2 separate regions of the Homo sapiens genome follow, and region 1 is linked to region 2. The links are chromatin loops, found by intact Hi-C in ENCODE. Cell type or tissue: endothelial cell of umbilical vein. All regions are shown on one strand. Links, peaks and the distances in the headings refer to the core of each region. The heading gives the core; the rest is flanking DNA.

Evidence for each region. Peaks named below come from ENCODE experiments on the same cell type or tissue, not always from the same donor. Only the 100,000 strongest peaks of a DNase experiment are listed, where the experiment ranks them.
Region 1: it touches region 2 in a loop (5-fold over the local background); 2 of 110 quality-filtered maps call a loop at or near these places.

The regions. Positions count from the first base shown.
Region 1 is chr15:47,459,701-47,475,871 of GRCh38, reverse strand. It overlaps a transcript of SEMA6D not described here. Among named protein-coding and RNA genes, the nearest start is that of SEMA6D, 250 kb to the left of the region's middle. In endothelial cell of umbilical vein, for the core only: no CTCF peak of the experiment used is centred there; a DNase peak (open chromatin) is centred at 9,331; H3K27ac peaks cover 2,102 bases.
Region 2 is chr15:47,406,342-47,422,512 of GRCh38, reverse strand. It overlaps a transcript of SEMA6D not described here. Among named protein-coding and RNA genes, the nearest start is that of SEMA6D, 300 kb to the left of the region's middle. RefSeq lists an enhancer at 16,163-16,171. In endothelial cell of umbilical vein, for the core only: no CTCF peak of the experiment used is centred there; a DNase peak (open chromatin) is centred at 6,672; H3K27ac peaks cover 1,915 bases.

The DNA of each region.
Region 1 (16,171 bases), core at 8,318-10,817, 50 kb before region 2:
ACAGAGGCATTATTAGACTGTTAGAAAGGGGGGAAATTGAAGCAAGGGTAATCCAGTCCAATATATCATCCAAACTTTGGAAAAAGTAATTATTTTTTTAATTTACAGATAAAACTGATTTAATACCATGTTTTCAGACCTAATTTCAAACAAAATAATTAAGTTATCTAATAAGATCTGACTTACTATGAACTGGGATGCTGGCAACTTTCCTCTCTTTCAGCTTCTATTCCTCTACTGAACTCTGCGCCATGCAACTCTGTCCTTATCCGGAACTGCAAGCTCTCTTACAATGATTTAAAACATGAAGACTTGTTGAATTTAGGAATAAGGATTGAGTGTATGGGGGCTTTCCAGCTAGCATTCAGGTTGCCTACACAAACATTTAATCTGCCAACAAAGGAAGTGATATATGATACAGAAAAATGAAAATCAGATACACTGCAAAGGATTCTACAGTTAGAATTCTTGAGTTTGAATAGAACCTTCAAGACATTCTGTGACAAGATTTAGCTATTCTAGGCCTTATTTTCCTCATTGAAAAATGGGGATGATACTTTATAGAGTTGTTATGCAACATCAATAAAATTATAAATGTAAATGACTTAGCACAATGCCTGGCACACAAACAGGGCTCGAATATATTGCTATTGGTATGATTATGATTTAGGCTTTTATTTAGGTAAATGAGAGCGCTTTCTTTTTTCAGCAAAAATTAACTGAATGTACACTAATTGCTTGGCACTTGTCAGGTCAGGCTCTATTATGCAAGCCACAAACTGACACCTAAATATCAGTGACTTAATGTCACAAAGGCTTATTTCTTGCTCATATTTTATAGCCAATGAAATGTCAGCAGGGACTCTGCTCCACACAGTCACTCAAGGATCCAAGTTGAAGGAGACTCTATCACCCTGTAGCTATATCATCCAGAATATATGCCTGCTAGATGGCCATGAAATCGTGCCGCAACATCGTACCATAGAATCATGAAGCATTGCATGAGAGCTTTCATTCTCTTAGTCTGCAAGTGACATTCGTATTACCTCCAATCACACGTCATTGTCTAGAGTTGGTCACAGTGTCCTGTCTGATTGCAAAAGGGCCAAGGAATACAGGGAAAATGACAAAGGGACCATTTGCTGAGCATCACTGTTTTTGCCTCAATATTAAGCACTGAAGAAACAAATATAACGAAGACTTAGTGCCTCTTTGCATGTAGCAACTTGCGTAGGTGTTAAATGGCTTTAATAAGTCAGTACCTACTAGAGGGATGCTGCACATATGAGTATTTCATTGAAGTCACACAAGACGCTTTGAGAAGAATCATATTTTAAGATGATTTTTAAAGTCATGTGACATTTGCTGTGAAAGATATACTTGTAAGTTTAAGACTTAATGCCACATACCCTTTGTGCAATAAGGTTTTCATTGCCTAGAAATAAAAGTGTAGTTTTTGTTTATGGTAATTTCATGGTATAATAGAAAAAAAACAAATATTGAGCAAACATTCTACAATTAATTAGGCCATTTACTCTTCAATCTACTTCTCTAAATTGAAAGGAGAGAGGCCTCTGGCTAAGATATTCTGACTCCAATTGTGACAGGGAGGGTCTGTCTTCCTCATGGCTCAGTGGTAAGCCTGCCTCAGGCAGCCCTCAGCTTCTTCTCAACTCAGTTCACTCCATGAGTCCAAAAGCAAGGCGACAAGCTGACAGGAACTCAGCTAGAATTCTTGGCCTTCTATTCAGCTTCATGAGCCAAAGGGAAAAGAGGCCACCTTCCAAGGTCCAGCCAGCTAGGAATTAAGCCTCCTTCTCCTTTTTTCTTCCTATACCATTGCCAGAAAGCCTGTGGACAGCCTTCCCAGGCTTCCGGCTCCCCTGGCCAGCTGGGAAAGGCACAGCCTTTCCAGAACCCGATGAGCTTGCCAACAATTTTTTTTTTCTTGCCCCATGTAAGAGCCAGAATTGCGAGATTACAAAGCCACCATCACAATATAGTCACTAATAGATGTTTTAAGAGTCCAAGGGGAAAGAAGGAGTTTCTGGGTCAAAGAAAAAGAAAGAAAATGATGAGTTTCGAGCAGTGTAGTCACAGTTTTTCAGAGTTTGCTGATAATCAGAGCAAACCTTTTCCTTCCAGGGGACCCCAGGCAGTCTGGAAGACGTGTCTCTGAAATCCGTTCAGAGCCATATTTCATTAGTTTTATTTTATGAGAAGCTTTCTTTTTAAGCATTAACCCCAATTCTCTAACGCATGAAAAATTTAAGTTCATACTTTATGAAGAGGCATAATGCTGGTACCAAATCTCTATTTTACATATAGACTTCCTGAGGACTTGATGGAGAGCCAGCTAGTGACTCTCTTTCTTTCAGAGTGTGTAATGTGAGTCAGGGGACTTCAGCATAATTACTGGCTTTGACAGGTGATGTAGATGACTTCCAAAGTTGGCCTTGGTGTCTCTTGGCTCAGGAACTCCCCTGGCCCAGCCACAGACCCTCTCTCAAGAGGTACCGACTCTCTGATTTGGCCTGGTATTATCAAGGGTCCACTGGCTCCACAAATCCTAAATCTTCTCTAGCCCCGGTTTTGGACTGGAACCAAAGCTGCCTCTGCAGTGGCTGAGGGGAAGGGCCCAGAGTGCAGTGGGTACTGCCAGCTGTGAAGTGAGGGTGAGGCTGCCACTCCTTTCCAGGGAGGCCTGTCTGCCTCCTCCTCTCATCTATGTCCCCAGTCTCACGGCTGTCCAAAGGATTAGCAAAGCATTTTCTTTTCCTCAGACTGACCCTAGAGAAGACGTAGAGTCTGAATGTCTCTTTTCCAGGAAGTTCCCATGACTCTTTGGAGAGCAGAGTGCTGTCTAACTTATCACAGTTACAGTTTCAAATGGCAGGTACTACACAAAACATTGGCACTGTCTTTCTCCAGAAAAATGGGTGTCATTTGCTCTATTATCTGCATAACTATAAGCAACCAGGCAAGTAGTCCTTGACAGAACAAAAGCATCTTCAACCCAAAAAAAGTGATTCTACCTCCTACCTTAGACTTCAGAATCCAGTTCCAAAAATCAAATCAATATTTTCCACATTGAACAATTTCAGGATTCAGTCTTCACCTATCTCTCCTTTATATATGTGTATCTCATTTAATCCTCAATTCTACTTTTTATATCAATGTTATTGGTATTTTTATTGATATTTTTGATATTTTTAATATGTTATTGATTTCTTCTAAAGCTCAGAAGAAATTAAGATACACAAACCACAAGATTAATGCCACATAGATTATAAGAGATGGAGGCAAGATTTGATACCAGTTCTCTTTGGCCACAAAGCCCCATGTTCCTTCTACTACATGGAGGCATCCACATTCCTCCAATAGAGTTCTAGGGTCATTTTGAATTCCCTTTTAATATCTTTTCTGTTTGAGAGAAAAATAAATTGCTCCTGCTCTTGTGATTTGGAAAGCATGGCCTACCGATAATTAGGGCATGTGGACTTGGTTCTAATTCTAATACTGCCAGTAGTGCAATAAGTGACTTAAGCAAGACATGGCACATTCTGGGCAACCGTTTTAAAAATGCCATCCATCTTTAACTTTTTCTTATTTCTCTGTACAATAGGGGCTATTAAAATACACAGGATTTAGAGCCCATGCTAGTGTCTAATCCGGCAGCACTTTGGCCCCTTTGAGAATCGAAATGGCAAAGCCAAGGTAATATGGTCTCAAACTTCAGCTGTCCTGCGTGGCTCCTATCAGTCACAATTGCCTTCTTGCGTTTTGCTGATCTCACTTAACCTTGCTTTCCAAGGATAAAGTATTTGTGTCCTCTATCTATTCTCTTTTCTCTCCCTCCATCCCCTTCCCCCTTCCCTCTCTCTCTTTCTCTTTTTCGTGTGTGTGTGTGTGTGTGTGTGTGTGTGTGTGTGTGTGTGTGAGAGAGAGAGAGAGAGAGAGAGAGAGAAAGAGCACAGCCAGGTAGAACTCTGATCACCGGAGGTTGGTATATTTCAGGAATTGTCTTCCATTCTCCTGACACACATTTGTTAACCTCAGATGTTACTACCGGCATTTTCTTTCATAGACATGCCTCGCTCTCTTCCCAGGAAGACACTTAAAAATCAAAAGCAGACTACCTTGTAATCTAGCTCCTCCCACTAGGCCCAGCCCCTAGTCTGGCTCAAATACCAAGGAATATGGGCTTATCTGCCAGGCTGCTCTCTACTGCCATCTCATGGTAATTCAGCCTTTCTCAGAGAATCAACCTTTCAGTAGGTGCAGACCCTCACAGGAGACAGAAATCATAAAGGCTCATGTCTGCCAGAGCAGCAGTCTTTACGACAGATTGTGTAGGACTTAAAGGCTGAAAATATCAAGAAAATTACTGAAGGAGTTGAATGTTTAAGCAAGGTGTATATCATAACTTGATTTCAAAAAGTAACAATTAAGAAAGTATGACTTATGACAGAAGGTGAATCCTGAATCAGAAAGACCCATTTCTGGGGGGGAAAGTGGGAGTTTGAAACATACCAGAATCTTGAAGATATATTTATGGAGATGAACAAACTGAAAACATCACTAAGAGTCAGCAATGATTTCAACACAATGACTAGGACAGTGCGTCAGTGTCTCAGAGTCTATAAAAGCAAAGTCACAATGAAGTCCACTCAGTCACCCAATGCCGTGTCACTGTGTGCGTAGAATTGTCGACTGCCCTGGCCCTGCTCCCACCAACATTCATGAGGAACAGCAGCCACATGTCCACTCACAGACTCTCTCTGGCACTTGGCTGCTGCTTCTCCCATCACTTGATCATAATTTGGAGTATTTCCATCTATAGGCATCATGCAACTTGCCTTCCTGTGTGGCTGCTTAACAGACAAGGCCATTACAGTGTACACATTTGGTTATGAAAAGAACACACTTTACATTGAATAAAATTTGGGAACACCCCACAAAGGACTGTCAGTGTATGGCATGCAACTCACTGACCCAGGTTATGATTCAAACGGTGTGCTTGGGCAGTGCTTTTATTATTTATCTTTATTCTCCTCCTATTATATTTTTTTCTAAATTGGCAAAGAGGGTTTAGATAATAATAATAATACTTGTAGTTTGAGCTGTATTAAATCAAGAATCCAATCTGTAAAGCTAACCCAACCTGACCACTTAGTCAAGCTCGTCTAATGCCAATTTGAGGCAAAAATCAAGATTAGGTTAAATATTTCCCTAAAGGAATGAATCTTCCAAGTTCAAACTTAAATCAAACAGCAGTATCATTCCATGCAGAAGAGACATAATTGCAAAAAAGTTCATGCCTTACCTCCAGCAGTCTTGGGCTTCCAGAGGGCTTCAGGCTGTCGATTTGCGAACAAGAGATCCAGGATTACGCATTCTACAGTAAATAGAAAAAAAAAGAACAAAAATATATTGGGATAGCTACAAATGCTGTGAAAATGTGTCACCTACAGACTACTAAAAAAAGAGAAAATAAATTGGAATTAGGTTCATAATTCCAGTTGATATAAGCAATTCTAGGCCTTCAATCAAAAAGATTTCTCCATGCAAAACTTAATAAGTAATCCAACAGTGCTGACCAGGGCCTGACAAAACATATGGCATGGTTATTGTAGGTAAGCAAGACCATTAGGTGGAACAAGGACATGGAATAAAGTAACACCAAGGCACACCGTAGCAAAGTTATTTCCTTTCCAATAATTACAATTAGTTCATGGGAAAAGTCTTATTTTGGTTAAAGTATGTCTCTAAACTGTACTAATCTCTCTTTTAACTAATTTGGGTATTGGTAGACAAGATTCAACTAGAATTTATTAATAGGGTTTTTTTTTTCATTGCATTTGTATTTATATGTCTTCTATTTACCATCTGCAGGACACTGTGAGGAGCAAGTTGTGATTAGTATACAAAGTCTCGTGGAGTTTATAATCATGTGCACACTTTTCTGAGAGGAGAAATAAAGTATTTCCTTATAAAATGGTTTTCAACTTAAGTGGGAGTAAAGTAAATCTTAAGTAAATAATAACACTTTTAATATATCAACATACAAAAGATCTTAAAAGTAGTAATAAGTGACTGAGTTTGGGAAATAGAATTTTCATGAAGAAGGGAGGTAAGCATACCTGGGAGATTGGAAGCTAAATGAAGACAGAGTCAAGGATGTCTTTGTTAATTTTATCTCCAATATCCAGCAAAGTACATGGCATATGATAGGTATTTGATAAATACTTTTACAATAGATGAGCAAATAAACACTTTCTGGAGAATCTGGAGGATGTTTAAATGTCTGAGCTACTGATGGGCATGAAACAGGGCTTGCCTATTATTGTAATTCTAATATCTGGAGTTGTTAATCTAACAGTACTCTGGGAATACTTACTGCATATATAACTGAACAGGTTGAAGTGTCCTGATTTCTTAACATTTCTCAAAAAGAAAAGGAAAATGAAAAAAACTGAAGACAATTTTGAAGTCCTCCCCCCACTAAACACACACACACACACACACACGCACATGCGTGCACATACACACACACACACACACACACACACCTTAAAGCAACTGTCCTCAGGCATTCCAAGGCAGGAAATCCGCCCCTGGTTGGGGCAATAAGGGGGTGCACTGCCTGTTAAGAGTTTTAAAATCATAATAAAGTTCAATTAAAAGTTGATTTGCTTTTTATCATCACCTTGCACTGATAATTCTCAATCATGTCAGTGATAAAATACTCCTTCCTCTGGGCAGACAGCTCCCACTACTCACTATGCCATTGAGTTCAGAAAAGATGGGTTATTTACTTAAAACAGGTAAGAAATTATGCTGACAGGAAATTTGGCAGTGACAGACTTTCCGTACCCAGAGACCTCAAGAGTTCAGGGGCCAATGAAAAGGAAAATCCAGGACTTTCTACATAAAACATTCCAAGAAAGTCTAGACAGGGTGGAATAGGAGGAATTGGTCTTGGAAATCATTCTGAATGGCTTCCTAGTGTGTTGATGAGGGTAAGCGAATGCAGCCCAGGGGAAGGGCTACTCCCTTTAGCCTGAGTGTCTAACAGTTGTGGGCAATTTTATCTGTACTATTCAAACCTGGATATTGGATATTAACAATTCAATCTGTGCTTTATTGATCTTTTCTGTAGAAGATAAGTAAGGAAAAGTGCCGCTTTAATAATTGCACAGCCTGTCAACAGCAAAATATGTAAAATAAAGGGTTTTGATAAGCAGGTGATCTTTCGGAAGGTATTGGGTCAGCTGCTCTTGATAACTCCCCCTTTGCTGTGAACTCGCTCCACGTAACACAGCTCACTTCATATCTACAACTGCCTCTTCTGAGGTTAGCCACCATGGCTGACCATGGCCCTTGGTGACTTGTGTCCTTTCTCAGAGCCGAGCTTTCACCCACTTATACTGAGTACCATGAGTAGGACAATTCTTGCTCCTCATTGCCTGTTTCCCTGCAGAGCTAGTGCTCAGACACTTGTTTCCACACCATTTTACCACTTCTTCGATTGCAGTGGTTGAAACAGTCTCCATTTCTGCTAATGCTGTTAATTCAGGATAAATTCTGCTATCATGAGAAAATGCCAATAATGGAAATCACTTTCAGCTGTAACTGCATTTTCAATGATGAAGAAACATAGGTATGAACACACATACACACACACACACCCGCACACAAACACACAGTAACATATATTTAAATTAGAAACAAGGTTGAAGTTGCTAATTTTCTTGATTGTACTGTATTTCCAACAAGAAGGCAGTCAAATCTAGTGCAATAAGTGACAATCAGTGGCATAAGACCATTATTTACATAACATATGTATTGGCCTATGCTTCACCAAGCACTGTGACATTAACTGTCTCAAAACAATCCTGTCGGTATTATAATATTATTATAATATAATTTTTATGCTACAGATGAGGGGAAACACTAAGGCCGTAAAATTAAAGACAATTTTTCCAGATCACATTACTAGTAGGGGAAGGAGTTCAAACTGGTCTTCTTTCTGCTTCCTAATGGAGCAGGCACATTTACTAAATGGCACCGATGCTGCCGGTGTAGGTCTTACAGAAATAATTACGACAGTGATAAAGAACTATATCAATGATCTCTTAGCATCCTGGCAGGGAAAGAAAAGAGACAATGAGTTAATCCCTAGCAAAATGCCATGATGTGTAAAAAAGAGAGAAACAGCTCCACTTCCATTTCGCAAGCACCTAAGTCAGCGCTTGCAAAGTTATCCCTAATTCAACAGCTTTTTTTCCATCCCTTCCTCTACTTCTCAATCTACCATTTAGCTAACATTTTCCAGTAGTTAGTTTCCAGAAATTTGCCAACATTCTTGCATATTCAGCCTTTAAACATTAAATGAGAATACACAGGGTATATGGCCTTATGTCAATCTACCTTCTCTACATTGCCTCTTCTAGCAAGCATTAGCATTAATACCGACATGTTTACATCATAATTACTTTAATTTCCTTGGCCCCAACCAGACCCGGAGTGTGTCAATCCACAGTGATTTCCAGGGTGGGGAATGATAACTGGTCTATGAAACATAAATTACAATAAATGCTTGGAAACTTGGCATATCACTTCTAAAATGATCTCAGCCTTGTAGCAGGGAGGGCACAAGCCTTTTACATTGATATGGATAACTCACAGTTTTCCAGGTCTTCATGTTCTCATTTCTAAACAAGAACAAAAATTATTATCCTTGTGAAGAAAAGGGAACCCTTATATACTGTTAGTGGAATTTTAAATTGGTACAACCATTATGAAAAAGGTGTCAAGGTACCTCAAAAAAACTAAAAATAGGCTGGGTGCAGTAGCTCATGCCTGTAATCCCAGCACTTTGGCAGGCCAAGGTCGGTAGATCATTTGAGGTCAGGAGTTTGAGATCAGCCTGGCCAACATGGTGAAACCTCACTTCTGCTACAAAAAAAAAAAAAAAAGCCAGGCGTGGTGCTACACTCCTATAATCCCAGCTACTAGGGAGGCTGAGGCAGGAGAATCACTTGAACCTGGGAGGTGGAGGTTGCAGTGAGCCGAGATCACTCCTCTAAGCTGGTGAGCCTGGAAGACAGAGCAAGACTCCATTTCCAAAAAAAAAAAAAACCACACACCTAAAAACAGAACTGCCATACAGTCTAGCAATTCCACTTCTCGGTATATATTCAAAGGAAATGAAATTATTAATGATACATTAAAGAGATATGTGCACTCCCACATTCTTGTAGCATTATTCACAATAGCCAAGATATGAAAACAACATAAGTGTTCACCAGGAGATGACTGGATAAAGAAAATTTGATAAATATTTACAATGGAATATATTACTCAGCCCTTAACAAAAGGAAAATTAGCCATTTGTGTCAACATGAATGAACTTTGAGGACATTATGCTAAGTGAAACAAGCCAAACACAGAAAGACAAATACTGCATGATCTCACCTATAGGTAGAAACTAAAGAAGCCTAACCTATGGAAACAGAGTAGAAAAGTGGGTGCTACAGGCTAGAGGGTGGGAGTAATGGAGGGATTTTTGTCAAAGGGTACAAAATTTCAGTTATAAAATGAACTAAGTTCTGAACATCCAATATACAACATGGAAACTACAGTTAATAATAATGTATTGCATCCTTGTCATTTGCATATACAGTACATCTGAAGTGTGCTTACCACACACAGAAAAAAATGGTAACTATGTGAGGTGATGAACATCTTAATTTGCTTGATTGTAATTATTTCACAATATATATGTACATCAAATCATTTTGCATACCTTGAATACATACAATTTTTATTTGTCAATTATACCACCTATAAAGCTGGGAGAAAATAAAAACACATTATTTTCTTTATCTTTTCTATGAAAAGTTACAAATATGAACATTTTGATATCAGAAAAGCATGTCAAGTTCCCTGGAGGAAACCAATAGGTAATATTATTGCAGAATTGGCAAGACCCTTTACTGGTGAATTAGTCCATTTTCGCATTGCTATAAAGAACTACATGAGACTGGGTAATTTAGAATGAAAAGAGGTTTAACTGACTCAGGTCTGCAGTCTATACAGGAAGCATGGCTGGGGAGGCCTTAGGAAGCTTACAATCATGGTAGAAGGCAAAGAGAAAGGAGGCACATCTTACATGGCAGGAGAAGGAGGAAGAGAGAGAAGGAGGAGGTGCTATGCACTTGTAAACAACCAGATCTCATGAAAACTCACTATCATGACACCAGCAAGGAAAAAGTCCGCCCCCACAATCCAATCCCTTCCCACCAGGCCCCTCCTCCAACACGGGGGATTACAATTGGACTTGAGATTTGGGTGGGGACACAAATCCAAACCATATCAACTGCGTTTAGAACATAAAGTCAGAAACCTTTCCCCTTTATAAGTTATGCAATAATTTAGCCACCTAGCAATGTTGCAAAGCTAAGTCTAGGCAATAAGAATTTTAACTGGGATGCGGACAACTATTTGCCCACTTCTTCTTGTACAAACATCTATATTTAGGGGCTTATTATTAAGAACCAATTAATAGTGAAAGAGGTTAGAGTTAGAGGCCAAATAGAAATGATTGAAATTTTATGAGGAATGTTTCAATATTTCTTACACATTACAAATCCAGATACACATTGGTCAAAATGCATCTACTGACTACCTGCTGTGTTCAAAGCACTGTGAGTACAAGACAGAAGACGATCTTGTGTTTATCGAGTACCTACTATGTTCTAGGTGCTGTGCAAGGCACATTTAGTTGTTGTGTATCTGTGAGTGGTGAGGGGAGTCAGGGAGGGCCAGGAGGTGTAACAGGAGAGAAACAGAGTATTCTAGCTTGAGGCTCACTTTAATTTATCACTGGGATTCATACATATATGGCAAACTTGTGAAATTACCTGATTATTTGCAGAAGAAACTTAAGAGTCTCTTAATAGAGTAAATTCAGGCAAACCCCCACTTGGTCCATGACAGTGCCTTTTATCAGTGGGGTGGAGCAATCCATGGGACTGTCACTTTGATTTGTGTTCTGACCTAACTTTGTATGGACTCATATATTAACATATGGTACTCATCCATTAAGAGGTATTTAAATTAAAAGGTTAGAGAGAGAGAGTCTTTCCATTTTGACAAGGGTGCAGGGTGGTTTGTGCACATGGAGGACTATAAATAATTCAATAAAATTTTAGCTCCTTGAGGGCTTGACTAAATCAGTCACACCACAGTGGTGGCAGGGAATTAGCTACCATGCCTGCATACTGGCACCTCCTCAAACCAACCATCTTATAAGAGCAAAAGCCAGGCCCAGATGTGGAATACACTGTTGGCTGATCTGGGAGCATCAGGAGTCCTTGGCATGGACTGGACACTGGTGGCAGTGGTTCGGCATGAGGCAGAGACAATGGGTATCACCAAAGGCACCTGAAGCAGGATGGGTGCCTTTTCTTAACGAGCACATATGAGACACCTCTATGGTGGGGGTGCTGCAGGGGCTGAATTTATTACAATAGCATCCAGAGAAAGACTTTTTACCCTACATGATCCTGCAACACATACTTAACATGGAAAATATATTTTACTTTATTCCTCCTAACTGCCTGACAATAAAAGTTTATTAACCTTATCTTACTGATGAGGGATTGTAGCTAAAAAAAAGTTAAAATCTCTTCTTAAGGTCACTACATGGGTTGAATGGCAGCCCCCCAAAAGATATGTCCAGATCATAACCCCTGAAACCTGTGAATATTACCTTATATAGCAAAATATGTGAATGAGTAAATTTAAAAAGGGGATGAGCCCATTCTGCATTATCCAGGTGGGCCCTAAAGGCAATCATGTGTATGTATCCTTATGAGAGAGAGGCAGAGGGAGTCTGGGGGACAGATAAACGAAAGAGAAGACATACAGGAGAGGAGGTGGCAAGGTGACCACAGAGGTGAAGATTGGAGTAACGCAGCCACAAGCCAAAGTATGACTGGAGACACCAGAAGCTGGAAGAGGCAAGGAATGGGTTCTCCCTAAAGCCTTTAGAAGGAGTGCAGCTCTGTGGACACCTTGATTTCAGACTTCTGGCCTCCAGAACTGGGAGAGAATAAAGTTATGTTTTAAACCACCAACTATCTGACAACTGGTCACAGCAGCCACAGGAAACTAATACAGTCGCACAGTAAACTACAAAAGACATGTTTCAGATCTAAGTTTGTCCAACTTTAAGGTGTGTTCCCTTTGGGCCCCACGGGGATTCCCCCGACATACTATCAACACACTCTACAACTCTTAGGCCTACCATGACGCACACATGTGCTTCAGCTGCCACCACCTTTTCTTTGGAAATACATTGCAAAGGGTTGAGAAACTTTGGCGTTTGAGCCTATTTTCCTTTGTAAATGCAAATGTACTGCATGTGTTAAGATTTAAAGGAGACATATATGCAGTCAGGGCTATACGAATTGAGTCAAGAGAACTTGTCATGGGCAGAGATGATCAGCAAAGGATTTATGGAGAAGAAAGTTTTGAATTGTGAAGAAAAGGGTGCATGTATGTGGATAACTGTGAAGGACCAGCTTGAACATTCTAGGGCCGCTGAAGGCTTGAAAAATATTTCTAGGGGAAAATTACAAGCTTCATGCAGAGTTCACTGTGGAACCCAGCTTGCAATTGAAAATATTGCACCAAAATGAAAAACTAGGTGGATTTAGATCCTGGTTGTTTTTGTTACTGTTATCATGGATTGCTGCTATTCCTTCAGGAAACTGAGGTAGTCTTATTTACTTACTGAAGATCCTTTTCTTCATTTTTTTTAAAAAGTCCTTTCCATATCCAAGTTCATCATTGAATTGGTCTTGTAGCTACGTCTCTTTATGGTCAGGCATTTTCTCTCTGTCCATGTGCCTCTTTCAATGACATCTGTTTTGCTAAGAGATCTAATGAATTATAAGCCAGACTAGGACAAACAGAGCCATAAAGGCTGGGTTCTTGCAGAACAGGTTTTAGCTTTATTTCAGCCCTTCTCCCCTCACCCAAGGTGAATTAAGTAATCTTTATGAGATAAAATTACCTGCACTCTTGCCTAACCTTAATAATGAAAAAGAGAAGGCCTTTTATCTATTCATTGTGAACAGAGTAATCACAATTCGCTATGGCTCACAGAAACAGGAAAAAAACAATAACAACAAACCACCACAACTAATGTGTTTTTGTTTCTATCTGAAAATCCGAAGAACCTAGTAGTTTTAACTCTAGTTCATTACAGTCAACGATTTAATCTCTGATGGCAGGGAAACAAGAAATACGTTTATGTCCAGGGTAGCAACAGCATCACTCCAGATCAATATTCAAAAGGGCTGTAGGAAGGAGGTTCAGTTTCCTAAAAAAAAACCTATATAGTTCCCGTCTGAGAAGAGAGAGGCCGAGATGGGTCATTTGGGATACATGAAGCATTTGCCTTCCAGAATTGCTGGTGAGGCAACATATGTAGTGCTTGCCTGCTATGTAAGGCACTGTGCTGGGACCTGTGGAAAGCACAAAAGGTTAAAAGCATCATCCCTGCATTAAAAATCTTGTTGGTGAAACGAGTCATAATGACTTAAATTTTAAATAATAGCCCCAAACAATCAAAACAAAAAGAACCCCAAGTAAGAGTTCAAGACAACAAAAATAGCAAAAGGCAGGCCACATTTAATTACCAATAATTGCTACAGGATGTCAGAAAAATGGGAAGAGTATATCACACTGGCGTGGTCTGGAAAAACTCCATGGTAGTACCAAGATTTGAAATGAATCACGCTAACAGGATGTAAAAGGAGAAAAACATCAGTATCTAGAATCACCAAATAGTAACTTTATGAAATATTCAGTATTTTCTGGTAATACACCAGGCCTATCTTACTCATGTGGCAGGATCAAACCTTGGTATGCATTGACTTGGACCTGGGCACACTGGGAGGTAACATTGTTCTTTCATCCCAGTATAAATATGAATATACAAGCAGAAACATATACATTCTTCACACATTTTACAAATTTGCCCTTCAAGTTCTAATCTTATGAATTTATCCCTTTGGGACTATCTGTCGGTTTGTATTGCTCTTAGCTCATCCCTCTTAAATAAATTAACATATGAGGACTAGATTTTCCATTCCAAATAGAATGACTCATTGAAGAGCAGAAAGCAATTAAATTTCCAAGATGAAGCTTTTCCCGAACATCCTATACACCTCACTTTACCAATTTAAAAAATTGCTATGGGCATTATTATTATTAATATTATTTTTAATGACGGAAATACTGTTCTATGCTATGTGTAATAACCATGAAATTTAACTCTGATGGACAAACCTCAGATTCTTGGTCTACTAGATTCAACTTAATCATTTGTCCAACAAATATTACAGATGACTCCTTTATGCTAGGTGATGTTTCCAGTGCTTCAGATATAATAGTGGGGGAGAAAGCACAAGGTCTGTGTATTTATGCAGCATACATTCAAGAGTGTGTGTGTGGCAGTGGCTGTGGGGAGACAATGAAGAAGTAGTCTAATGAATAAAGGCAATTTCAGAGTGCAAGGTTTCTGCATGTGGAATAATGACAGTGTGATGAGATGATGAGGTGCAGGTGGGGATGCCATTATTTTAGGCAATGTGGTCACCAAAGGCTTCTCTGAGAAAGTCATGTTTGAAGTAAGAATCAAATAAAGGCAGTGATGCGAAGACCAAGCAGAGAGTGGTCTGGGCTGAGACAAGAGCAAGTACAAACGCATTGGCATAGAAATGAGCTTGCTCAAGGAGCAAAAAGAAGGTCAGGAGGGCTGGGCAGAGTGAGAGAGAGGAAGTGGCTGGAGGAAGCAGGAAGAGGAAGTAGGCAGGAGTCACACCATCTGGGGACTTGTGAGCCACAGACAGGACCCAGCATGCCTGTTTAGGGCAAATACCAACAGTAATTTCACAAGATCAAGGCATAGTTAGTTGAGTTAATTTCCGGGTCATTAAATCTGCTGTTTTATGTTAAAGTGCTTATTGGTAAGAAACATCTCAGTTACTTATAAGCAACGTTTACCAAATCTATAACATTTACCAAAACTGGGATTTGTTTGTTCACCCAGTTTGATGATTCTATTATAGTTTAAATAAAAATTAGGAAATTTTTGCAATATGTTTAAATACTCCTCATTCCCCTTTCACAATATTATCTGCACAAAAGGTTGGAAGACAAAGAAAAACATTCACAATTACATTAACACCTAACACTAATGAATCACTGATTTCCAGCTGTCTTTCTTCCTTCTTATACACTGTCCTCAAGCACACAGCATCATGATGTAGTTTTTAATCATAGCAGATATATGATTTCCCTTCAGTGCTTTCAAAGCACATTGAGAGTCGGGTACTCATCATTTTGTAAGATTTGGTCATCAGCAAGATGATTTCTCGGACTACTCTAAATAAGCCTGGCTAACCCAACTTCATTGATCACTGCTTGCAATGATTTGCCCCTTCTTGTTGGCTTAAATCTTCACTTCTTATCAAAATTGGCTTTTCAGGGTAAAGAAGACTTGAGACAAAAAGTAATTTCTGATAAGCAGTAATGAGACTGACTCCTTCTTACTGAGCTCCCTGGGCATAAAAATTAGATTCTAAATAATTTCTAAATAATTTCTGAGAATTCACAGGAGGAGAATTCCTCGCCATAGCTGAGTGTCAGAATGTTGCAAATGAAGAGACACAGTGGTGGGATGGCTAATTAGATGACTTTAACCTCACCTAGCTATGCCTTAATAAAACCTAGAAAATAGGCATTTTTTTTTAAGTTTGTATGTAAGATTTTGAAACTCCCTGACTTGGGGATTTGAATACGGGGATCTAAAGAGCTTAAAAGGTCAATGGAGGAGTTAGTGGAATTGATTTTCAAGAATGGATTTTATTTAATAAATTCATGTGTTATTTAGGAAATTGAAGTAGAAGAACCAAATACAGTATATTTTAAACACTCTGCACTACTCCACATTTTTCCCCAGATAGTTATCTTTGTTATCACCCAGAGATGAAATCTTTTTAAGTAGAATTTAATAGACTCTCCACCAGAAATTCTTAAGAATTTAATATTGGTTTAAGTGCAAAGCTGCAGGGGAAAGAGGGGAGAAAAC
Region 2 (16,171 bases), core at 5,194-7,693:
CTCTAATGGAGTGTGAAAAGATGACCAAAGAGACACAGTCAGGCAGAATATATTCTCTTTTTCTTTTTGCCATTTAAATGACATGGAATACCCAACTGTTTTGAAAAGGTAGTATCAATCAAGAAACTGAGCTTGGAAACTTATCTGTTTTAACTGTCTCTACTGTTTGGAGTTTCATTGTACATACTTCATCACTTAAAGATGATGATTACTAGGTTTGGTTTTTAATTCAATGATACCTGACTAAAGACTCCAACAATATGCAGTTATAAGAAAATGGAAGGAAGGAAGGAAGGAAGGAAGGAAGGAAGGAAGGAAGGAAGGAAGGAAGGCAGGCAGGCGGGCGGGCAAAAAATAAGAGTGTTAATTTTAAATTAAATCACCTGACCTTTGGTTTTCATCCTCTAAAGAAAAAAAAATAAACAATGGACCCCCTTAACATTGTGGTTCTTAGTTCTTGCTGAATAGTTTCGGTCTTCCTAGTTCTTAAACATTCTGTGCTCTGTGTGCTAAGGAAGATGTGTGAAGAAATCAAAATTACACACTATGAAGTTACATATCTATAATTACGTGGAGACAATAGAATTTTATTTTATTAAATTGATTATTTATAGATTCTAGAAAAGACAGTCAAATGTTATTTTACTGTTTGTAGTCCTACACACTATGGACATTGCTAGAGGTTAACTTTATGATAACTTCTTACCATCAACTGACACTCAGGTTCCCATCATCTCATCTTTCCCTTCAACCTCATAAATATTTAGTTTTTGTCATACATGTCATTGGCACCTTTACTTCTGATCCCCCCTTATCTAAAAGAGAGTCTCCTAATACCTCCCCATCCCAACCACAAATCTAATCTCATATGGTACACACTCATCAGTCAAGTGGAAAGTAAAGGCAAAAAAATCCTTAAGCAGAAAACTGGAATGAACAGTTGCAGATGCCAGAGAAACAGGAAGCATCAAAAACAAAGCATTAAAATTAATCTATCACCTGAAGCCAAAACCAAGGAGTAGATGATAAACATAAATTATTAGTGCATATTTATTTAGGAACTACTCTTCATAAGTGCTGAGCACTTTCAAATACATGAGGGTAGTTAAACATAGCAACCCTGTGATAAGAAAATAGAGGATAATAGCACTTCACTGATGTCTTCAGCATTGTATAGCTGGTAAGTAGCAAAGCCAGACACCAGTCCCAGTCCTTTCTTGTCATATCCAATGCTCTTACTCTATATGGCACTGCCTCAGAAACTGCAGGTGGTGAGAACCTGAGATTGAGAACCTAAGGGAGAATGAGGAGTATAACAAGGGGACTGAATCTTGTCTTGGAATGTCAATAAAGAAATAACCAATGGTACAGGTGAGGATGAAAAGTGAATAATTTTAACTGTTAAGAAAAGTTCATTTACCTAAATCATGTGTTCTTCACTGACTCGTATCATCTACTTTCAATAAAAAGTCCAAACATATTAGACTTTAAAATCCTTGCAATATCTCTACATTGTAAGATAAGAAGAGAAATAGCAATTTTATGCTTCATGATAACCCCAATGGTACTGATGGTCTATGTCACTAATTGTGATCGTAATTCTATTCTTATCTACTTCATATGTACATTTTTTTGTTCTAGAGAACTGAATAGCTGCCCCTAAGGTCACAAACAGAAAATTACTTTTTGGAGACAGTGGGCCTGAGGCCTTAGATTTCATTACAACTTGCATTTTATTATAGTCCCATAGAATGACTGATCATAGGTAGTGCCTCCAAAAACTATATGAATATTATCATCCTTCCCAAAAAGATGTTGGTTTTAGAATTGTTTTAGATAAAAAGAGGAAAAGTTAACAGTCACTTATGACTCAACAACAGTTCTCACATCTGTTCAGCAAAGGCAGAATATCAGGACAAACAATGGAGAGGGCCACTAGGACTTGCAATGCACATACCTTCACACAGCTCAGAATGCACAAAATAGAAGATGGGCAAAACTATGGGGCAACTAGCATGCACAGAGGGGGAGAAGGCAGTATTTCCAGAGACATTGGAGGCAATGGACATACATTTATTCATTCATTCACAGCATCAAGGAGTAGAATAGGTTAGGAGAGAAAATTAGGGGAGGGGGAAGAAAGGTTTATAAATAGGTTGAGGGGAGAAACAGCAAAGATCACAAAAGAATGCTTTAAATGACGAAAATCAGTTTCACAGTTAGTCTGTATATGACAAGCCCAATAATACAATGTTCTACTGTTGAAGGAAGGCAAAGGTATCCTCTGATTAAAATTGAGCTATTGGGCTCTGTAATGATGAACTCAGAGGGAACCAGCCCATTCAGTGTAAGACCACCAAGCTGAAGGCCACTGTTTGGCTCAACTTAAGAGGGTATCTGTGTGTTCTGAGCACATCACCCTTCTGAAGGATAACAGTCTCCTCAGCAACAGTCAATCACCACCTGACAGCTCTTCATGTTCTTGGAAAGGTCCGTCTCACCCCCAAAACTTGCATATAACTCTCTTCCCTCTCAATGCTCATAGCCTCACCACCACCACCTGCCCTGGACCAGCAGACCAGCTATTATTGCACCATGGCAGATCAGTCACCACATCAGCCCAGCACTTCCAGGTCATCTTTTATCTCCTCTTCTCTAATCCTCATGTGGCTTTGTTCACTACTTGTTCTGATCTTGGCCTCATACTTCCTGAAAGTCTTTCACTGAATCCTCTGGGACTTGAGGTCAATCATCAGTAAATCTGTTTATTCTCTACTTCCTATGGAAACTTCTCTTTCACCTTTTTGCACTAGTTGAAATCTGACTTTCCAGATAACGCCCATTCCACTAAAGCCCTTTCAAGAGATAGCTTTTACTCTCCTAGATCCCTCTTACCAAGGAGCATAAAAGTATAGTAGGTGTCCTCCATGTTCTTCATTACTGTGTCCAGGCCTTTTGTCCTTCTTCCTCAATAAAACTCCAGCTTTCTCTTTCATGGCATCAGGCTATACTCCCCTTCTCTTGTTGGTGCTTCCTCCACCATCCTCCAGTTCATTCTCCCTCCATTCATTGGAGATTTTAGCATATGGCTCATTATCACTTTCTCTAATACTATCCTTATTTAATTTTTGGCCATTTTCATATCCAATGGCATGATCCTTCCAATATCCTGTTTCTCAGTTTCTGGACTACTTTGCTTTTAGAGATTTCATCAGCCATCCTTCTTGAGCCACTCACTTCCACAGTCAAACACTTGACTTTGTGGTGATCAATAACTGCACTCCTTGCAAAAATCTCAATTTTAAATATTCTCTTCTATGATCATGATCTCTTATTTTTCCTGATCACTCCTTCTAACACCCTAACTCCTACAATTCTAAAATCCCACAAGGACCTGAAATTCACTCTCTGTGTCTCTGAGACATAGCTCTCTCATGAAATCCTCTCTTCCCTCTTCTCTCCTTTCCAGCTTAAATTCCATAGAGGATCATTGTAATATTTTCCCAGCTCCTTTTTATCTTGGTGAACTTTCCTGGTGGAATCATAACCCTCCTTAAACTCAATCAGATGATCACTGTATGCTTGCACTTACGCAGTCTAATGTGACTGACATTTGGTAAACAATCAAAAGAGAACTTTCATATCCTGTGACTACCATCTCTTCCCACCTATCCACACCTTTCCTGTTCTTACAGACAAGTTCTTTGTGCTCTTAGTCAAGGTCACCTTCTCCACCTAGGCACAGGACCCTATCCTCTCTTGCTGAAGTAATTGAAGCAGTCTCCTAAGTGGTCTACCTACTTATGCCTTCCCTACCCACCCTGAGTTTCTTCCTACTCTGCTCTGAATGTTCATGTTCCGCCAAAATCCTTATGTTGAAATCCTAACCCTTTAGGTGATGGTATCAAGAGGTGGGGTGTTTGGGAGGTAATTAGGTTATGAGGGTATAGCCCTCAAAAATGAGATTATTGCAATTTTAAAAATCCCAGAGAGCTTTACCGCCTCTCTCACCATGTAAGGACAAACAGAAGGCTCGGCCTATGAACAAGAAAATGGGCCCTCACCAGACACTGAATTTGCTGATGCCTTGATCTTGGACTTCTTAGCCTCCAGAACTGTGAGAAATAAATTTCTGTTGTTTATAAGCCACCCAGTATAGCAGCATGAACAGACTAAGACACTCTCGGCATGGCAGCCAGAGTGATCCTTGTAATGATTCAGACTGAATAGCCTCCCTGCTAATTTTCAAGTATACTACCCATTCTCTTGTCTCAGAGCTTTTGCACTTACTGTTCTCTCTGCCTAGAACAATCTTCCTCAGATTTCTGCCTGGCTTGCTGTCTCACTTCCTTCAAGTCTTTTTCTCAGAAGGTATCTACATAGAAAAGCTTTACCAGGCCACTCCATGTAAAGTTCAGCCCCATATACCATTTCATATCTCCTCTTTTTTCTTTTTGCACACATCTATATATAAAATATATATGGGCATATAAAATATATAAATGCTATATTTTAGATATATTTATCCATGCATCGTTTATCTCCTCCATTGAAAATTAACTTCCTTGAATGCAGACATTTTTATCTGTTGGGTTTACTTCAGTATCCCCAATACACAAAACACTGTCTAGCAATACCTACATGGTGATCGATAATTTGTTCAATGAATGAATTGCAAAAAAAAAAATGGATGCATGAGTGATTAGGAAAAGAAAAAACAAAAAGTGATTAATGTCTTTCACATGGAAAATTAATATTTAGAGATGTCTATTTTTACCATGATATCCTCCATTTATGAAACCAAGATTTCAGGGGATCCAAGGATACAACAGTTGTCATGGTAGTGCCATGACAATATGGCACTACAGCTCATTGAAAAACACACCAAAACAACATTAAGAATTAATACAAATCCTGAACAATTCTAAAATTACTATTTTTAATCGCAGTAATTGTCACTCCTTAAACAATAGATATTTGGTAAATCTTGCCCCTTCAGGCAACCTCTGAAAGTTTTACTTTTGATAACTCTACTTTCTCAGACATTGATATTCTCTCTCTCTCTCTCTGACACACACACACACACACACACACACACATATACACACACACAGTATAAGCAGATAGAGTCTAAAAGGTAAAGTACATAACCATGGGATGGTATGTCAGAGCATATCTTCTTGCCTGATATGAGGATGAAATCATAATATGATTACACAATTTACGTTTCTCATCTCCCCTTTCCCTCTATCTCTAAAACAAATAAATATTAAATATTCAAGCTTTTAAAATGTTTCTGGAATCATGTTTGTGCCTTTTACAACAATATCGTATAATGTATCTTTAGATATTTAATTAAAAATTTTTGCAGGTGGTTGATAAAACACATTATTAAGAACTATAACTCCCCTTTCCCCTCAATTTAGCAGAATCCTTTAGTGATAAAAAAGATTGCCTTTATCAGAGGCTCTCAATCTGTCCCAATTTTTCATAAGTCACTGAGCTCTAACGACATTTTGTCAGATGCAAAACTTGAAAATAAAAGAAGAAAATTTGCTTTTGACTTTATTACACCAAAAATGTCTGAGTGATAGATGGGACCATTGCAGTTATGGCGGTTCTCGGGTTCCTATTGTTAGTCATGGGCTATTTTGATCAGCTGCAAAGTAATAGGGGGTGACTAGAATAGAAAATACTTGCAGTTTTCTGAAGCTTCACAAAACGCTAATAAAAATAGCTGAGATTTTAGAGACCCTACTAGAATCTCTGTCAATTTCCATAATTTTCTGATCCTCTTCCTGGGAAGGGTCCTAAGGAGCTCTCTTTGCTGATTATATCTTACCTCCACACTGGCTTCGGGGAGAAACAGAGGTCAGTGATTGAACAGAGAAATTACCTTTTGAGTTGGAAATGCTAGAAATAATAGACGTAGCCAGACCCGCCAGATTGTGAGTACACTGTTTGACTATTAGTAGTATGATCTGCTATGATGATTTCAAACTAATTTTCAAGCTAATTGAGTCAGTTATAAACACATGGAAATTTGGGTGGAGTATTTTAGGACAACATTTCCCATACTTAACCTTATTCTCATCTTAATTCTCTTTGGTTACTTTCCCAGATTAGTTTCCGAATTTTGTGACCAAGGAAGGTTTAAATTAAGTTCTAACATGAGGACAAAACAGACCATACCCAGGCTTGAAGGAACTATTAGTTACTTTTGTTCTCTTGGGAGAACAAATTGGTAGAAATGAGGGTGGATTTTAATTGTCACAGAAGGTACAAATGATGCTGCCATGTGATTGGAGGTCTTGGGACTGGGGAAGAATATCGTTATCATTAGGGAGGACCATAGTGCACACAAGTAAGTATCTCCACAATGGTGACCTTGGCATGGTGTGCAAACTTTACTCCTAAATAAAAAATAAATGGATGATACTCTTGGTTGGTATTTCATATGTCAGGCAATTTCTTTGACCCACATCCATTATGTTAACGTTCTTCTCTAGCACTCTGGATGAAAATTTGGGCCACTATGTTTAACTTCATCCATTATTCATAGTCCTTGATTGCTTCTAACATTAGTACATGAACTGGGAGCTCTGAAAGATTTTTATGTCATGTGTAATTGTTGGAATTTCCTGTGTATTATTTAAGTTACATTTTCCAACAACTTGGCTTTATTCTTAAAGGATGTGTGATCAACAGTTCTTTGCAAGGGCAAAGATTATGGTATGTTCCAGCAAATTGTGTTTGTTGACCTAAGACATTTCCCCCCACCCCCAACTCATATTGATTGTCTACAACATTTGTAATGAAACAGAGTCAGAGAGTAAACTCAGGGCTATGGGGGTATATTTGTCTTACAGATCAAACACTTAAAGCAGGATTTATGGAAGCGGAGGGCTGTGGGTCAATAGCTAAAAAAAACCTGGATTGTAAACAATCAAAGGACTTTCTGAGGTGTGAAGGAGAGGAGAAAGGAGACGGGAGCGGGTAGAGAGGAGGAGAAGGGGCAGGAAGATACACAGGGTTTGCTGTGGTAGGAAGTCTGCATCTGAAAAGAATTAGAGAAAAGGAGGTCTGAGAAAGACGGCTTTACCACAAGGATCAGTCCCAGAGACCCTTTCTACTCCCCTTACTGACAGGGATTGTATTGTAAACATTTCCTCTATAACCTCCCATACTCTCATTTGGAGTAATTTTAGAGCACTGAAATTTTGGATCAGTGCATTAAGAACACTAAAAATAGATACACACACAATTCAGGGAAAGTTATAATGATTGCATTTTGTTGTTATCATAATTTAATAAGAGCAGTCAAGTGTATTAGAGCTCAGAGCAACTGTAAGCCTTCATTCAATGTAAAAACACAGACCAGATCGATGAAGATGCTTTTTTGACCTAATGTTCAAATCAGACAAGTGCTATTAATAAGGAATCAACTTTCTAGCAATACTAAATTCTGTGTAGTGATTTGAAGTCCCAAAAAGTATTTTTTACTTATTATTTTATCTCCAGCTAAGTCTACAGAGAATAGAGTAAATATTAAACCCCTTTTACAAATTAAAAACTAAGGCCTGCCATTTAAGAGACTATTTAAAATCTTAGAGACAAAAGAAGAAAAATCCTATCCAGCAAAATCAGGTATGGTTTTAGGATTAAGATTGAGGTACATTGGTGTCTACATTAGTGCTTTTCTACTCTGTCACTCTACATGATTATATTATTTCTCAAACAAGTCTATCTGTTCAACAGTGTCCTCATATGCAGAAGTGGAAAAGGATTCTGTATGGTCCTTAGTTCTCTACAGAGACAAGAGGCTCCAAGGCTAGTTCTAAGAAAATCTTCCCACTTTCTAAATGATGCAAGTCAATTTAGCATGGTCTACTGGATTTCTTTTGTAGACTTTCACTTTTGATAACAAAAAGCATAATTTGATATATACAGTTCAGATGAAATGATGACTTCTGTGGTCCAGATGTGAGTTGTAGGCCACTTCCTTGGAGGCTTATAATTTCATTAAGGCCAATCACATGCGTGTTTCTCTTACTTTTTTTTCCTCCTCACATTGCTCAACCTTGGGGATTTTTAAAAGCCCTGTTCAGTTTAACTCAGCCCCTTCTGACATCTAAGATTTAATGACTCTAATTAGGATGTTATCTTAAATTCCATGTATGTATGAGGAAACCACGACTTATGTATAGAAGTTAGGCTTTGGTGGTAGTTCCTAGAAAGCACTTCTAAATCATGAAATAAAACATGAAACTCAAGTGCAAAGTTATTTAATTTTCAAGGGGAATGTAATATTCAGATAAAAGAAACCATAATGATACATTCATTTACTTTTATATGCATAAAAGTGTGAAGTTATATCATCACTTCCAGGTATCAGTTTAGGTAATGCATCTTCCAAGCTATTTTACAATCATTCTTCCATTGTTCCATAAATAGATTTTGAAAATACAAGCTATTAAACTAAAAGTTACTGCAATAATATGACTGAATAAAGCAGCAAGGCAATTTGAGAAGAATATACTAAAAGGACTAAATATGAATGCTGAATTTCCAAAATACATCCTTCAGAAATTCACAGATGTAAGGCCATGGTCAGTATACAAGAATGAGCAAATCAGGCTGTTCAAAGTCACATTTTGCTCAGTGCACCATGGATCTGCTATAAGACCACATGAAAATGGGGACTAAGAAATATATAGAAACTATATTAGTGGCCGAATGCAGTGGCTCACCCCTGTAATCCCAGCACTTTGGGAGACCAAGGCAAGAGGATCACTTGAGGCCAGGAGTTCAAGACCAGCTTGGACAACACAGTGATACCCTATCTCTATAATTTTTTTTTAATTAGGAAGGCATAGTGGTGTTTGCCTGTAGTCCTAGCTACTCAGGAGGCTGAGGTGGGGGGATCCTTTGAGCCTAGGAGTTCAAGGCTGCAGTGAGCTGTAATTGTGCCTCTGCACTCCAGCCTGGCTGACAGAGCAAGCCTCTGTCTCAAAAAAAAGAAAGAAGGAAAGAAAGAAAATATATTAAAATGGTAGCTCTCAGAGAACTGAATGTACCAAATATAGTCTCACTCCATGATGATCTGGCTTAAAGGAAGATGGTAATGGAATGGGTATTATGTTTTTAATTTAACCTATTAAACAAAACGGGGTTCAAAGAATCCACCGAGGCCTAGATGATCTTGTTTGACTGTTTAACCCTATCATGGTGCAATTTCTACTTTATATTGAAAATGTTTCCAGAGATGGTGCTCTCTTTTATTAAGAATGTAAATTTTAATTATTACTTTTTTCAATATTATATTTCGGCCTCAGATTTAAGGGAGGGAGTATATGTGTGTTTGTCCACACATATATGTAAATACACATACACACAGAGGAGTGGGAGACTTCCCTTTTCAAAATGAACTTCCAGTAACACAATTTGCCATCCGTCTGTCAACAGTCACCATTATCACTCTCTTTTTAAGTAATGGCATACAGATGTCTCTGACAGCAGCAAGTGTCCAGTGTGTGGAGGTGCACTGTCATCGGCCTCAGAGAGTCTTCATTTTTACGTAATCTCCTAACTAACTGCAAATGTGGTTGTTTTAGAAACCAAATATCTGGACCCATGTTAAGGGTATGACTGCCCCATGCAGAATTGAAAACAGAGTCATTTTCCCTTTCTTTCTCCCCATTGATCTTAAACTCTGTGTCTCTTTGTGCTGTATAATCATATCTCTTCTGAATACACGTAGTTTCATTGTTCAAAATGGAAACCATTTCCTCCACTTAGTCCAATGATGCAGACACTTAAAAAATCTAATTATTAGTTTCCCTATTTTCACTCGTACCAACAAACACTATGTTCAGTACTTATGGATTATGGATTTCTCTTGTGTTTGCTATGGTTTTGCGAGCAGAGATCTTTACTGATCAAAAAAGATATACCTAAACAACTTCAGTTTCACATCTAATGGAAAAAGGCAGAACCCAGTAATATTTACTGTCCTTCGTTGTTATATATTTAAATCTTACCACTGCAAGCAAATGTGAAATCCTTAAATTGCTGGCCTCAGTGTTCCCATGTCAACTGGCATATGCTCAGGTTGGAGATCCTGCCAAAAGTCAAAGGAAAACATTCATGAAACAGAGCCTGATGGATGATTATTCTAATCCTGTCTGCCCAGCACTGCCGGCAAGCTTGGTTTATAAATGCCTGCTGCTGCTTTAATGATAAGACCTCTTAAACACAGCTGAATGCAGCGCACCAGTGGATTTTCTTTTTTTTTCCTCTCTCTGCCCTAACTATGAGACTGATTATTGATCTCTACCTGGATGTTCCTATTGCAAACAGGCTATTCATGAATACAAGCAGGACAAATAATGGTACACTGCCTAGGGAGTTTTAATAAACTGCAATCAGGACATGGTCTCTGTGGGGGAAAAAAGTAACCAACCCAATTTTAATGAAGTATGTGCTTACGTGACTGCAAAGTCTGTGCACACAGACTTTGGCTGTGGGCCACACATTGGGCCACACATTGGGTAGTTGAGGGCAACTGCTTTTTTCACTGAGTCCCTTGTCACAGTGGACAAGGATAACCTATACTCTTACTCAAGAGAAGTTTCCAAATTCCCTCTATTGACCTTGAGATGAGGCTCTGAGGGCTGGAGTGAATTTATCTTGTTCTGACCACGCTACTGGAATAGAGGGATCTGAACCCGGAAGTGGCCACACAGACACAGAAGAAATGCGAGCCCATGGAAGCACTCAAGAAACCCAAACCTGAAGACAGAGGGGGTGAAAAGCAGCTGAATTAATATCCCTAGGAGTTCTATGAAGCCTCTTTGAAAACCAGAGAAACCTTAGTTTCAGAAATAGGGCAAGGTGTTTTAAAGTTAGAAAATGTCAGACTTTGTCATTCTTAGATAAGTTTTTGTTCTACCGGTATATGAGTGTGTATGTTAGCTTGTTTGATGCTAAGAGGAGATATAAGTTTTATATTTACCATCTGCTAAAGTATTTTTTTGGAATAACACACTTGATATTTCTGTATTTCAATAAAATGAAGCAGAACTATAGGGGTAGTTCTTCAATGGCAGGCATGCATGCAACTGTGAATATTAAAACAAGAACTCAATCCCAGCACTTTGGGAGGCTGAGGCAGGCGGATCACGAGGTCAGGAGATCGAGACCATCCTGGCTAACACAGCGAAACCCCGTCTCTGCTAAAAATACAAAAAATTAGCCGGGCGTGGTGGCAAGCGCCTGTAGTCCCAGCTACTTCAGAGGCTGAGGCAAGAGAATCGCTTGAACCCAGGAAACCGAGGTTGCAGTGAGCCGAGACTGTGCCACTGCACTCCAGCCTGGGCAACAGAGTGAGACTCTGTCAAAACAAAACAAAACAAAACAAAAAACTCAGCTAAGGAATCATCTGGAAAATGAGGACCACCAAGAAGAAAAGCTGATACCCTACACCGTGTCCACCATGGCATGAGTCAGGCCACAGCCACTCATCTCCTTGTATTTAAGTGGAGAGAAAAAATATTTTCTTTGAAAAAATTAAATGGTATGTTTTCCATACCTGTATTATGGTCTGAATCTTGCATTATTTCACCATTTCAAAGACCAAAGAATCATTTAGGGTAGTATTATCATTAGGTCAGTTTTGTTAAAGACTGAAAATATTTGGGCAAGTATTGAGAATGGGTGTTTTCAAATGTGAGTGTGCATAAGAGGTTTTGGAGAGTTTGTAACAACACAGATTCTTTGGCCTTACTTCCTAAAGATTCTGAATCAATAGGTCTGGGCTGGGGTCCAGGGCTATATGCTATATATTTTCAAGAAGAACAGGTCATTTTAATGCACCTACCCCAAAGATCCAATTCAATAACTAATTAGTAGAGGCCTCCTTCAGATTCACTTAATGAGAAAACCTTTTCTGTTTAGCCAGCCCCTTGTATTATCTGACTATGGTCGACAAATGAGGAGCACCGAATTTAGCAGAAGTATTTGTAAGAGGAACAACAGCTATAACATTTAAAAGGGGAACTGGCTTCTTACAAATCAGAAACTGCCATCAATAAAACATGTGAGTAACACTTATTTGGAGGGCAGATATAAACCTAGATTTGTTCCAGTGTGTTTTGATGCTTCTTGCACAAATGAAGCTATTAAGCCAAAGAAGCCAGAGGCACACTTCCCATCACATATAAAAACGTTCTAGCCAGGTGCAGTGGCTCCTGCCTGTAATCCTAGCAACTGGAAGTCCAAGGCAAGCGGATCCCTTGAGCCCAGGAATTCAAGACCAGCTTGGGCAACATGGAGAAACCCCTTCTTTACCAAAAAAAAAAATACAAAAACAATTAGCTGGGCGTGGTGGCACATGCCTGTGGTCCCAGCTACTCAGGAGGCTGAGGTCAGAGGATCACCTGAGCCCAGGAGGTTGAGGCTGCAGTGAGCCAAGCACTCTAGCCTGGACGACAGAGTCAGACCCTGTTTAAAAAAAAAATTTCTTAAATATTTGGTTCTAACACCGACTTTCAGAAATAAAGTGTTGCATAGAGCTTTTAGCCTAAAATCTAAGACCTGCCTCCCCACCCCCCCCACAACCCCGAAAATAGTTTGCAAATTTTATGAATTTACTTGTGATGCATTTGCTCCTCCCATCCCTTCCCCACTCCCAGCATGTCCAGGGCTTGCATCAGATTTTTAAGGTGGACTATGACTCAACAGATTAAGAGCCTTTGGACTGGTGGTCTGAGGATACTGGTCTTAACCTTAGCTTGGCTTCTACTTGGTTTGGTGGCTTTTGACAAATAACTTCACCTCTCTACAACTCAGTTTTCTCATCTATGAAATAAAAAAGCTGAATTAGAAAAATCTGAATATTTTTCCAGCTTCACAATTCTAGGAAGTGCCAATAAAATTGAGAGCAACAGGCTGGAAGGTATCTTGACATTAACATGTCTTTGGACTAATCTCCTTATTTATGGGGGAGGAACTGAAGTCCAGAGAGTTTACCATATTCTGTAGTATGTGGGAGATATCATTATGGTGGAAGATCAAAAATGGAACCCAGAATTTCCAACTCATCCACCAACTCACTCTTCATTCTAATACACAGTTAAGTTTCTAAAGCTCTGTTTCCAGCTCATACTTTCTCATTGGCTGAGGGTGCATTTCAGGCAGGATTTTCTTTTCTTGGCAGAGAGAGGGGTACAATGTGTTCCCTGGGGCTCTCTCCCACATTTCCTCCAGGAGAGAACATATGCCCAGGTCCTCAGAGAATTGTGCTCCCACACTCACAGCTGTACGATAGGCAAGAAAAAGCTGTCTACAAGCTTAAATAAACTATCAGCATTTGCAAAAGTGCTCTGAGGTGTCTTCAGGAAGTGTTCCAGGAGAATTGCTATTCTAAAAAGATCACTAGGTTCTCTTGTCCTGGATTTTACCCCACACTCAGACAATAATACTTGAAGTGCATCAGTGATACTAATCTATTTATCCAAAGTTCAACATTCAGTAAGTACAACTGGCAACAAAACAGACGGAGTCCTTGCACTCATGCAGATGAGTGTCCAGTGGGGAACTATAGCCTCCTGCAAGCTCTGCTGCACTCCTGCCTGTGTGCTTTGGAATGGAGGGAGAAGCACCTACTCCCCAAGACAGAGGCTCATGCTTCCTTCGAGCTGCCCTCTTCTAAATTACAAACATAGTTCTGGGAGAATCTCTATTATCTTAGCATAAATCAGTTTATCCAAATTGCTTTCGTTAAACCTAACAGCATCAGGCTCTGTGTGTCTTTCCTCATTGTGTCAATACCTATTTGCTTATTAACACTTTACTTGTCCAATAATACCTAGATCAGATTCCCCCTTTTTAATCTCTCTGTGCAATTTTATCTCGACATACCTTAGAATATACATAGCAACCTCATTTATTTCTTGGTTATAGCACTGGAAGTGGAAGAATTTTCAGCCTTTACTAGTGTGCAAGCATTATAAGTTATTTAGTTTACCCTTTTTTATAGATAAGGATAGTGTGATATAGAAGGAAGTCAGAGTCATTGTTAATAAATTGTTATAAATCAAAAAGAAGGTAGTGGAAAGTATATTTTTGTTAGTTTTTGTTCTGTGTATGTTTTCATAAGATATTTAAAATATATTACTTAATCTAAGTCTTGAAAACACTACTCAGTAGATACATTATTATGCCCCATTTACAGATGCAGTAAGTCTCAGTGGGGATAAATAACTTAAACCAGGTCAAACAGCTACAAGTTGTAGCTGGCAGAGACGGGGCTCAATCCCAGGCCTGTCTGAGGATGCCAGAACATGCCAAGGTAGTTGTCTTACCCACCACCTCTCTCCACTTCCACACCAGGTCACAAGGATGGGAGGAGAAAACGCTGAAATTTACTGAGAAAGGGGATTTGGACAGCGCAAATGAAAAACCGCAGGTCCTTGATAACTTGGTTAAGAGTCCTATCTACTGCCCTCCTTCTGAGGCCCAACCTCAGACTGCCAGTCTTCACCACGTCCTTTCACATGGAGATTCCCAACACCCCCACCCCACCACCACCACCAAGGTGCAGAAAGGAGGGAGAAGGGGTGAGGGCGCCATCCCCCTGCGAAAGGATGATGCAAACTGACAGCAGCATCTGCAAGCATCTGAGCTTCTGGCTGGTTATCCATCCAATGTGCCTTGACAATCATGCTAAATCTTTAAGTCTCAGAAAAGATAAGAACTCACAGTTGTGGAATGTAAAAACTGCAGGTCTGCACTTTGTGTATACCACTTTTAAAGGGCACCTCCCAATCCTCCTTTCCAAACACTACCCACCTTATACATATATGAGGTATTTGGCAGCTTTTTGCACCAAGAAGGTGGGTAGGAACTGGGCTTGACAGATAAATGCATCAACTTCTCTGCTCCTCAGTAACAATACTACATCTACTTCAAGTCAACATTTCCAAATATTTTTGTAACAACGACAGCCTAAGTACCTCCAAAATAATGATGAAAATCACACATTCTGGTTGTTTGGAATTGTTCACTTTATTAAGTATTTTTGTTTGTTTTTTTTGTTTTTTTTGTTGTTGTTGTTGTTGTTTTGGTTTTTTTTTTTTTTTTTTTGAGATAGAGTCTTGCTCTGTCAGCCAGGCTGGAGTGCAGTGGCACGATCTCAGCTCACTGCAACCTCCTTCTCCCAGGCTCAAGCGATTTTCCTGCCTCAGCCTCCCAAGTAGCTGGGATTACAGGCATCTGCCACCATGCACCATGCCCAGCTAATTTTTGTATTTTCAGTAGAGACATGGTTTCACCATTGGCCAGGCTGGTCTCAAACTCCTGACCTCAGGTAATTTGCCTGCCTCACCTCCCAAAGTCCTGGGATTACAGGCATGAGCCACCCCCCGGCCCGGCCTACAACATTCACTATTTTCACTTAATTTCCACCACAAAAACTACATAAAGTGAATAGGACAGTTTTTTGTTTTTAAATTTACAGTTTGCTTTTTTCTGTTTTTGTTGTTGTTGTTGTTGTTTTTATTTTTGTTTTTGTTTTTTGAGGTATGACTGACAAATAAAAGTAGCACACATATCTAGGGTACACGATGTGATGTTTTGGCATGGACATACATTGTGAAATTATTACCACAATCAAGCTAATTAACATATCCATTATCTATCACCTCACAAGTCACTTCATTTTTTTTTTTTTTTTTGGTGGTGAGAACACTTGAGATCTACTCCCTTAGGAAACTTCGGGTATACAACACATGATTAATAACGATAGTCACCATACCGTACATTAGGTCTCCAGAACTTACTCATCTTATAACTGATGGTTTGTACCCTTTGACCAACATCTCCCCGTTTCCCTACTCTCCAGACCCTGGCAGCCACCCCTTTACTCTCTGTCACTATGAGATTGACTTATTTTTAGAAGTCAGAGTAATTATTAATAAATTATTATAAATCAAAAGGAAGGAAATGGAAAGTGTATTTTTGTTAGCTTTTGTTCTTTGGTATGTTTTTATAAGCTATTTTAAATCTGTTATTTTATCTAATTCTCAGAAAACACTACTCAGTAGAGCTATTATTATGCCCCATTTACAGGTGCAGGAAGTCTCAGTGGGGATAAGTATCTTAAGCCAGGTCA